Regions from separate parts of the Homo sapiens genome. Here region 2 is linked to region 1. The links are chromatin contacts, found by Hi-C or POLR2A ChIA-PET in ENCODE. All regions are on one chromosome and are shown on one strand. The core of a region is the stretch at or near the end of the contact, and the rest is flanking DNA. Distances in the headings are between cores, read along the strand shown.

Region 1 (5,264 bases), core at 2,420-4,919:
AAGAGATTCTCCTGCCTCAGCCTCCTGAGTAGCTGGGACTACAGGCCTATGCCCCGCTAATTTTTGTAATTTTAGTAGAGACGGGGTTTCACCGTATTAGTCAGGCTAGTCTCGAACTCCTGACCTCAAGTGATCCGCCCACCTTGGTCTCCCAAAGTGCTGGGATTACAGGCATGAGCCACTGCGCCCGGCCTCATTCTGCTCTTCTTTTTATTGTGATTTACTCTTCAGGTATATAAGACAGTGGTTTTCCAGCAGTATGCTATGGCACTCCATTTGTTTGGTAAAATAAATTTTGTAAAATCTATTTTTGCTGCAACTGAGTATACATATGGTTACACTGAGGTCTATCAAGATGCATTCTGCAAAAAGTAAAAGTTGTGGCGTAATGACAGATTGCAGCAAAGAACAATTACATGTTTTCCAAAACATGGAAACACTGTTCCCCAAACATAAAAGAAAACATCTTGGGAGGCCGAGGTGGACAGATCACGAGGTCAGGAGATCGAGACCATCCTGGCTAACATGGTGAAACCCCGTCTCTACTAAAAATACAAAAAATTAGCCAGGCGTGGTGGTGGGCGCCTGTAGTCCCAGCTACTTGGGAGGCTGAGGCAGGAGAATGGCGTGAACCTGGGAGGCAGAGCTTGCAGTGAGTTGAGATCACGCCACTGCACTCCAGCCTGGGCAACAGAGCGAGACTCTGTCTAAAAAAAAAAAAAAAAAAATGAAGACATCAAGGTAAAGGCAGTAAACTGAGCAGTCCTCAAACCTAGATGTGGCGTGGAAAGGGAAGCATAAGAGCTGTACCTTTGCTGTATGTACTTGTATGGATACCATAAGATACTGTTTTATCATATATCATACTGAACATGGTGGTGTAGTTTCAATTCCTTTAAGCCCCTATGTGTGTTGCCAATACTTACAGCACTTGAAAGTGTGCTACAAACACAGGAGATTGCGAGCCTCTAGTATGGCAGAAAGCTTTATACTTGTATGGAAGACCAGAGGAATATATACAGATTTATTCTGATTTAGGTTACCTAAGGGAACTCCCTCACACAGAATATGGAATTAGGGGAAGGCCTAATTTTTTTTTTTTTTTTGAAACAGACTCTTGCTCTATCACCCTAGGCTGGAGTGCAGTGCGCGATCTTGGCTCACTGAAACCTCTGCCTCCCAGGTTCAAGCCACCACACCCAGCTAATTTTTTTGTATTTTTAGTGGGGATGGGGTTTCACCATGTTGGCCAGGCTGGTTTCGAACTCCTGACCTCAAGTGATACACCCGCCTTGGCCTCCCAAAGTGCTAGGATTACAGGTGTGAGCCACCACGCCCAGCCAGGGAAAGCTTAATTTAAGGATGGACTCCGTATTCCACAGACAATTTTCAGAAATAAGTAGTCAAAGAAAATTAGACCAACCTGAAATCTGATGTCTCTATCAGAGGACATTCAATAATCTCGGGAATTATCTTTAGTTTGTGCTTTGAGATGTAACTATCCCTCAGGATTCCAAAAATAAAAGTCAATGGCTATCACAGTGCTTGAAACTCCTAAAAGTGTTACTCCTCCTTCTGCCTCTCTGTCTTTCAACTATGTTTCACCGGAGCATTTATTTTCCTCTGAAGGTTTGTGTCTGAACCAAAGGAAAATGCTGGGACCTCTTTTGGAGAAGTTTTGGCTTCAGTAAATTTTATAAGATAAACAAAAGTGAGACCTTCCCATCTCTGTCAATCATATTCATTCAAAATAACAGCACTCTCCAGGACCGGGGGTTGTGGGGAGGGAAAATGCTGGGGAGAAGGTAATGTCATGAATTGTTCCCCTGCAGCTGGTATTTCTCAGTAACAACTGTACATACAAAACAAAAGATCTCTTCAGAAAGCCAGGGACAGACAGAGAGGCCAATAAGAAGAGATCATTATAATCATATTTTAGAGATCAAACAGCTTGAATTACATTTGCTTGAGCCCAGTTAGGTTTCCTGGTTGTTTCAAATAGAACATAGCAATTTAGTGTACCCTAACATAAGAATATAATATAATGGCAAACATACATAATATTATCTCCAGGCATCTACCATGTAGCAGGTTTGTTATCTTCTACTTCTCTTCCACAGTGCTGGGGATAAAAGATAAAAGATATTCTAACACAGGGAGGCAGTATAGCACAGTGGTTAAGAGCATAGGCTTGGCATCGCATCAGGATAGAGTCCCAGCTTTGCCTCTTACTACTATGTTACCTTGGGCAAGTTTCTTAACCTCCCCAAAGGCTCAATTTCCTCAACTGCTAAACAGAAGTTGGGATTTATCTACTTGGTGGTTATGGTAAGAATTGAGAGAGAGAACTCATGTAAAACATTGAGCACAGTACCTGGCCTGCAGAGAGGACTTAGTAAATGTTTGCATTTAGAGTCAATAAATGTCTGAATACACAAATACTTTGTTTTTCCCTAGACCTCTCATTTTCTATCCTCATTCTACCCCCAATCTAAGCAAAAAGGAGGGAAGTATTTGGAAGTCATTGCAGCATGTTCGTCATGTCATATTGCTAAAAAGGAATGAGATAACTAACTTGCTAGGCTTGGTTTTGCTGTTGGATCAAAGGCCTGCTACACAGCTGTGCTCCTGCAAAGGACTGTTCCCTTCTCTCCTTCTAGCGTGTCCCCTTTACAGCTGCAGGACTCCAGTACACAGCAGCCACCATGACTGTTCATGGGGAGATGAGTATCACGTGTAAGCAATCAGTTGGCTCCCATCCAGGAAGTAAGGCTTACAAAACATTTATCCAGACACTAGTCTTCTGGGACAAAAGTCCACAGTGCTATCCACAGGCAGGTATTGGGAGTCGGACCAGGAGGCTTCCGGGAAAACAGTCTTGTCCTTTTTTATTAAATAGACAAAAATATGAAATGTGCCTAGCTTTAGAGCTTGGCCAGTTCTCTAAGATGTTTCCTTAACTGTCTATAACTTCTTCAAAACAACATTAAGAATGACCACACACTGGGGCTGGGCGCGGTGGCTCACGCCTGTAATCCCAGCACTTTGGGAGGCCGAGGCAGGCAGATCATGAGGTTAGGAGATGGAGACCATCCTGGCCAACATGGTGAAACTCCGTCTCTACTAAAAATACAAAAATTAGCTGGGTTTGGTGGCACACACCTGTAATCCCAACTACTCGGGAGGCTGAGGCAGGAGAATAGCTTGAAGCCAGGAGGCAGAGATTGCAGTGAGCCAAGATCGTGCCACTGCACTCCAGCCTGGCAACAGAGCGAGACTTGGTCTCAAAAAAAAAAAAAAAAAGGAATGACCACACACCACATAACCAGACCAAAAAAAAAAAAAAAAAGAGGAACTCTATTTCAGTCCACATGAACGATGAAATCAAGGAGGAATTTTACAATTACAGGTTTCCTTTGACAAAGGGGTTTTACGACTGCTTTGGCCTCAGAAGTGGGTGGTGCTTTCATTTGCAATGCCTTAAAAACTAAATGTTCACACCAGGGATAAGAAATCTGGTCACATGGAAAATCCAACTGCTGCTTCTAATGAGATGCTGTTAAAACCACATTTTAAAAATGCTTCCTAAAAGCATACAGAATGCATAAACATGAAGGTATTTGCCTGTGTCCAAAATTACAGAAGGGCTAAACAACACTGAGTTTCACTGGCCCAAAGCCAAGTGAAGCACTTCACCCTGACAGAAATTATAGTGCCGTCATTGTGTTGCAATAACCCTCTATAAAATGGAGCATTGTGTTTCTGCTGAGTCTTGAACAGAAAATGAATCAGGATCTGGCATCCTTAGAGGAATGGGGAGAAGTGTATTTTTGCTTACAGAGAAGAGGATATTCACTAAGTTCCACGAAGTAAATGTTTTGCTCATCTTTTTAAAAATTCTGCCTTTCAAAAGGAGCTATCTTTGACCCACATTTGAAAATGCTTATTATGTTCAGAAGATGTTGCCATCTTTTGCTCTATAAACTTTTAAAAAAGCACTTGCTGTTTGGTTTTGGAGTTGTGCTTTTTGTTGTTGTTGTTGTTGTTTTTGAAATGGAGTCTCACTCTGTCACCCAGGCTGGAGGGCAATGGCAAAATTTCAGCTCACTGCAACCTCTGCCTCCCAGGTTCAAGCAGTTCTCCTGCCTCAGCCTCCTGAGTAGCTGGCACTGTAGGCACACGCCACCACACCCAGCTAATTTTTTTGTATTTTTGGCAAAGATGAGGTTTCTCCATATTGCCCAGGCTGGTCTGGAATTCCTGAGCTCAAGCAATTCTCCCACCTCAGTGTCTCAAAGTGTTGGGATTACAGGCGTGAGCCACTGCACCTGGCCGTTCCCACGTTTTTAAGACTCAACTGTTACATGGAAAATAAGCTCAGGTACATATGCTCAAGTGCAGAAAGGTAAGCCTGGTAAAAACTAATAATAACCCTAGTGCAAAAAGACTCAAGTAGGCTGTCATTATGAAAAGTTGGTTGCTAGTTAGAAAAGAACAAAGGTCACTGTAGTTCAACTTTTACATTTTTATTTTTGTTTTTTTATTCCCTGGAATTGTATAATGTGGTGCTTTAGGCTAGATAGGGCCTACAGTTATTTTTTTTTTACCCTAATAAAACACTCTTATGGTTACTACTACCTAGCCCAATCCTACTCTTCCCCTATTTCAATACTCCAAGCATTTGTTTTGAAAACGTCATAAAAATCTAATTTTTATCAACTGACATATGTTCCAAATTGATTTTACTGAGAGCCTAAGCCCCTAATCTCTATTAACTTTTAGGTTCTTTTTGCCTTCAACCCAGAAGTTGTTGTGTCCACTAGAATGGAAGGCAAGAAATAGCCAATGACATATATACATGCATACATATATATATATATATATATTAGGATATCTGTACCTTTGAGGAAACAGCAATCGTTATAGCTATCCTTCATCAAGTATTATAGTAGGCACCTTGCTAAAGGCTTTAAAATGTGATCTCCTTTAATCCATACAACACTTTTTGAAGTAGAATCTATTATCTTCATTTTACAGAAGAGAAAACTAGGACTTAAGCAACTTGCCCAGGTTCATAGATCTAACAAATCAGAGAGCCAAGAGTGAAATCAGGCCAAATTAACATCCATTACACAATGCTGTCTCCCAAGCTCCAAGTCTGTTTACCCTGGGCAAATATTACACTTATATTTCAAAAGCAAAGGGAAGAGAGGGAAGTGGATGCTTCTAAATGCAGGAGAAGCAAATGGAAAATTTTGTGGCTA
Region 2 (5,076 bases), core at 848-3,347, 110 kb before region 1:
GCGTCTGAGATGAGGTACTGTCAGGTTGAAACTGCATGAAGCTGCTTGCCTCAATAGAAGGAGCAAAAAGAGACAGGCAAGGTTGAGATTTGCAGTGATACGTAAGAGATGTCCAAGGCATATAGTCAACTCTTCATCCTACTTCATCTTACTTCAATTACTTCATCCTACTATGTAAGAAGGAAGTGCCAGTTCTACTGCACTCTCCTGCCTTTCCTGTGTAGGTGGAAGGGAAATAGGCAGTATAAATTAAAGCAAGGAATCATCATTTCCCCACACTGCTCTCTTAGGAAGTTTGGAAGTGGAGTTAAGAAGTTGTTTCTGTCCCTTTTAGAAGAAATGTGTTGTTAACCAAGGCCCTGATGTTAGATAGGGGAATACCTTTGGGAACCATGTACCCATTAGTAGACCAGGCCTCTTTCCCTAACACTTTGACCTGGGGTAAGGAATTTGAGGACAATACGCACTATTGCCATATTTTAAACAGATGACGCCTCTTGAGCCCAACCAAAGCCCTTTATTCTTGCTTTCAACATACATCTCTTGCCATTTTGGAATGAAACAGAGAGGAGCTTCAACTGTTTTAATTTGGTTCTCCTGAGAAATCAAGTCATTGGTCTTTATTCTATACCTCTGGGCCTCATAAAATGAAACTCACTTATCTCTCTTCTACACAGAAGGCTTTCAAGACTGAAAACAAATTCACAAACATTATATCCAAGTGTCTCGTTGATGTTTGACATCACAGATGCACAACAACTAACTGAATTTTTTTGTTTGTTTGAACAGAAATGACGTTAGATTTGTGTATCTTTCTGTGGATTGATTCAACATGAGAATGGATTCAAAAATACACATTCCTTCACAGTGCATGGTTTTAACATCATATCAAGGAAAGGGACACTGAAGAAGGTAATAAAGACTGTCTTGAATCACTGACATCACCCCTCCCCCATAGCCTGGCAGCAGCAGAGAGAAAATGTGTGTGCTTGGAGGAGAAAGAGTGCAGTGATTGCAGGACTTTACGTTGGAACTCAGTACTGTCCTGCCACAGCAGAAAGCAACACAGGGCAGAATTCAGCCAGAACCCACAGAGGGAGCATCTAGACCAACCCTAGCCAGAGGAGAATTGCCCATCCCAGTGGTCAGAACCTGAGTTCCAGCAAGCCCCACCACTTCAGGCTAAAGTACTCTGGGGTCCTAAATAAACTTGAAAGGTAGTCTAGGCCACAAGGACTGTAATTCCTAAGCAACTACTGATGCCATGTGGCTTGAAACCAGTGGACTTGGGGGGCATGCGACATAGTGAGACACCAGCCAGAGCAGCCAAGAGAGTGTTTGCATCACCCCTCCCCAGCCCAAGGCAGCACAGCTCGCAGCTCCAGGAGAGGCTCCTTCCTTCTGTTTGAGGAGAGGAGTGGGGAGCGTGAAGAGGACCTTTTCTTGCAACTTGGATACCAACTCACCCACAGTAGGTTAGGGCACCAGGCAGAGTCCTGAGGCCCCCATTCCAGGCACTAGCTCCTGAAAAACATTTCTAGACACATTTAGGTCCAGAAGGGAACCTGCTGCCTTGAAGGAAAGGACCCAGTCCTGGCAGGATTAATCACCTGCTGACTAAAGAGCCCTTTGGCCTTGAATAAATATCAGTGGTAGCCAGGCAGTACTTGCCACAGGCCTTGGGTGAGACTCAGAGCCATGCTGGCTTCTGCTGTGACTCAGTGCATTCCAAGCTGTGGTGGCCTCAGGGAGAGACTCCTTCTGCTCGAGGAAAGGAGAGGGAAAATTAAAGGGGACTTTGTTTTGCAGCTTGGGGACCAGCTCAGCTACAGTAGGGTAGAGCACTGAGCAGGCTCTTGGGGTCCCAGATTCCAGGCCTTGGTTCCTGGAAGGCATTTCTAGACCTGCCCCAGGCTAGAGGGGAGCCCACTGCCCTGAAAGGAGAGACCCAAGCATGGCAGCACTCACCACAAGCTGACTGAAAAGCCCTTGGGCTTTGTGTGAACTTCAGCCATAGCCTGACAGTATTTGTCATGGGCCTAGGGCAGTGGTGGACAGGGAGAGAAACTCCTTCTGCATAAGGAAAGGAAAAGGAAGAGTGGGAAAGACTTTATCTTGTGGCTTGGGTGTCAGCTCAGCTGCAGGAGGATAGAGCACCAAGTACATTCCTCAGGTTCCTGACTCCAGGCCCTGGCTGCCCGATGGCATTTCTGGACCTGCCCTGGGCCAGGGGAAGCTCACCTCCCTGAAGAAAAAGACACAAGCCTGGATGGATTCACCACCTGCTGACTGAAGAGCCCTTGGCCTTGAGTGAACATTTGCAGTAGCCAGGCAGTAGTCACTGCAGGCCTTGCGTAAGACTCAGTGTGCTGTGCTACACTTTGAGTCTGACTCAGTGTAGCCCAGTGCTGATGGCCACAACGGTGCTTGTGCCACCCCTCCCCCAATTCCAGGAAGCTCAGCATGGACAATGGGACTTCATTTGTTTAGGGGAAAGTAAGGGAAGAGAACAAGAATCTCTGCCTGGTAATCTAGGGATTCTCCTGGATCTTATCTAAGGCCACCAAGATGGTACCTGTATGAATCTGCAAGAGTCACGGCATTACTGGGCTTATGGTGCCTGCTAATGCAGGTATGGTTATAGTGATCAAAGATTTAAATCACAACACTCAATTTTCTTTGAATACTTGGAAAGCCTTCCCAAAAAGGACAGGTACAAACAAGCCCAGACTGTGAAAACTACAATAAATACCGAACTCCTCAATGCCCAAACAATGATAAATTTCCACAAGCATCAAGACCATCCAAGAAAACATGACCACTCCAAATCAACTAAATCAGGCACCAGTGGACCAATCCCGGAGTGACAGAAATATGTGACCTTTCAGATAGATAATTCAAAATATGTGTTTTGGGGAAGCTCAGTGAAATTCATGAAAACATAAAGAAGGAATTCAAAATCCTATCAGATAAATTTAACAAGGAGATTGAAATAATTTTTAAAAATCCAGGCCAGGCGTGGTGGCTCACGCCTGTAATCCCAGCACTTTGGGAGGTCAAGGCGGGTGGATCACGAGGTCAGGAGATCGAGACCATCCTGGCTAACATGGTGAAACCCCGTCTCTACTAAAAAATACAAAAAAATTAGCTGGGCGTGGTGGCAGGCACATGTAATCCCAGCTACTGAGGAGGCTGAGACAGGAGAATGGCATGAACCCGGGAGGCGAAGCTTGCAGTGAGCCGAGATTGCGCCACTGCACTCCAGCCTGGGGCCACAGAGCAAGACTCCGTCTCAAAAAAAAAAAAAAATCCAGTAGAAATTCTGGAGCTGAAAAATACAGTTGACATATTAAGGAATGCATCAGTCTTTCAACAGCAGAATTGATCAAGCAGAAGAAAGAATTCATGAGCTTGAAGATAGGCTACTTGAAAATACACAGTGAGAGGAGAAAACAGAATGAAGCACACCTACAAGATCTAGAAAACAGCTTTGGAAGGGCAAATCTAAGAGTTATTGGCCTTAAAGAAGAGATAGAGATAGAGATTGGAGTAGAAAATTTATTCAAAGGGATAAAAAAAAAAGAGAACTTTCCAAACCTAGAGAAATATATCAATATTCAAGTACAAGAGGATTATAGAACACCAAGCAGATTTAACCCAAATGAGACTATTTCAAGACATTTAATAATCAAACTCCCAAAGGTCAAGGATAAAGAAAGTATCCCAAAAGCAGCAAGAAATAAATTGCATATAATGGAGCTTCAATATGTCTGGCAGCAGACTCTTCAGTGTAAAACATACAGGCCAGGATAGAGTGGCATGACATATTTAAAATGCTGAAAGAAAAAAACTTTTATCCTAGAATAGTATATCTGGTGGAAATATCCTTCAAACATGGTGGAGAAATAAAGACTTTTCCAGACAAACAAAAGCTGAGGGACTTCATCAACATCAGAACTGTCCTATAAGAAATGCTAAAGGGAGTTTTTAATCTGAAAGAAAAGAACATTAATGTGCAATAAAAAATCATCTGAAGGTACAAAACTCACTGGTAATAGTAAGTACACAGAATATTACAACATTGTGGCCATGCACGGTGGCTCATGCCTGTAATCCTGGCACTTTGGGAGGCCAAGGTGGGCAGATCACAAGGTCAGGAGATCGAGACCATCCTGGCTAACACAGTGAAACCCTGTCTCTACTAAAAATACAAAAAACAAAAAAAATTAGCTGGGCGTGGTGGCTGTAGTCCTAGCTACTCGAGAGGCTGAGGCAGGAGAATGGCATGAACCCAGGAGGCAGAGCTTGCAGTGAGCCGAGATCAGCCACTGCACTCCAGCCTGGGCGACAGAGCAAGACTCTGTCTAAAAAAAAAGAAAAGAAAAGAAAAGGAAACACTTCAAATAAACAACCTAATAATACATGTTAAAGAACTAGAAAAGTAAGAGCACACCAAACCCAAAATTAGCTGAAAAAAAGAAATAATAAAGATCAGAGCAGACACAAATGTAATTAAAACAAAAATAAAATACAAAAGATAACTGAAATGAATAGTTGGTTTTTTGAAAAGATAAACAAAATTGACAAATCTTTAGTGATACTAAGAAGAAAAGAGAGAAGACCCAAATAAATATAATCAGAGATGAAAAAGGAGACATTACAACTGATACTGCAGAAATTCAAAGGATCATTAGAGACTACTATGAGCAACTATAGGCCAATAAATTGGGAAAACTAGAATAAATGAATAAATTCCTAGATACATACAACCTACCAAGATTGAACCATGAAGAAATCCGGAACCTGAATAGACCAATAAGAAGTAATGAGATTGAAGTCATAATAAAAAATCTCCCAGCAAAGAAAAGCCCAGGACCGAATGGCTTCATTGCTGAATTTTATCAAACATTTAAACAAGAACTAATACGAATCCTACTTAAACTATTCCAAAAAATAGAAGAAGAGGAAACACTTCCATACCCATTCTATGAGGCCAGTATTACCATGATACCAAAACCAGACAAAGATACATCAAGAAAAGAAAACTACAGGCCAATATCCCTGATAAACCTTAAT

Evidence for each region. Hi-C counts contacts between places; a loop is a spot of excess contacts on that map. ChIA-PET counts read pairs that join two places held with the same protein, here RNA polymerase II (POLR2A). Pooled maps may share reads with other maps.
Region 2: a pooled map shows a loop between it and region 1 (4-fold over the local background). The contact joins two enhancer-like sites. A Hi-C loop is called at or near these places in 1 of 168 maps with a recorded cell type or tissue (naive thymus-derived CD4-positive, alpha-beta T cell) and 2 of 50 pooled maps. POLR2A ChIA-PET finds 5 or more read pairs at or near these places in 5 of 52 experiments (CD4-positive, alpha-beta T cell, OCI-LY7, activated CD4-positive, alpha-beta T cell and 2 more).

Annotation. Positions count from the first base shown.
Region 1 is chr2:203,648,421-203,653,684 of GRCh38, reverse strand. No RefSeq gene overlaps it. Among named protein-coding and RNA genes, the nearest start is that of CD28, 56 kb to the left of the region's middle. Within about 2 kb of position 3,669, at least 21 of the 41 ENCODE cell types and tissues checked have a DNase peak (open chromatin) inside an H3K27ac peak, as active enhancers do.
Region 2 is chr2:203,756,457-203,761,532 of GRCh38, reverse strand. No RefSeq gene overlaps it. Among named protein-coding and RNA genes, the nearest start is that of CD28, 52 kb to the right of the region's middle. Within about 2 kb of position 2,097, at least 3 of the 41 ENCODE cell types and tissues checked have a DNase peak (open chromatin) inside an H3K27ac peak, as active enhancers do.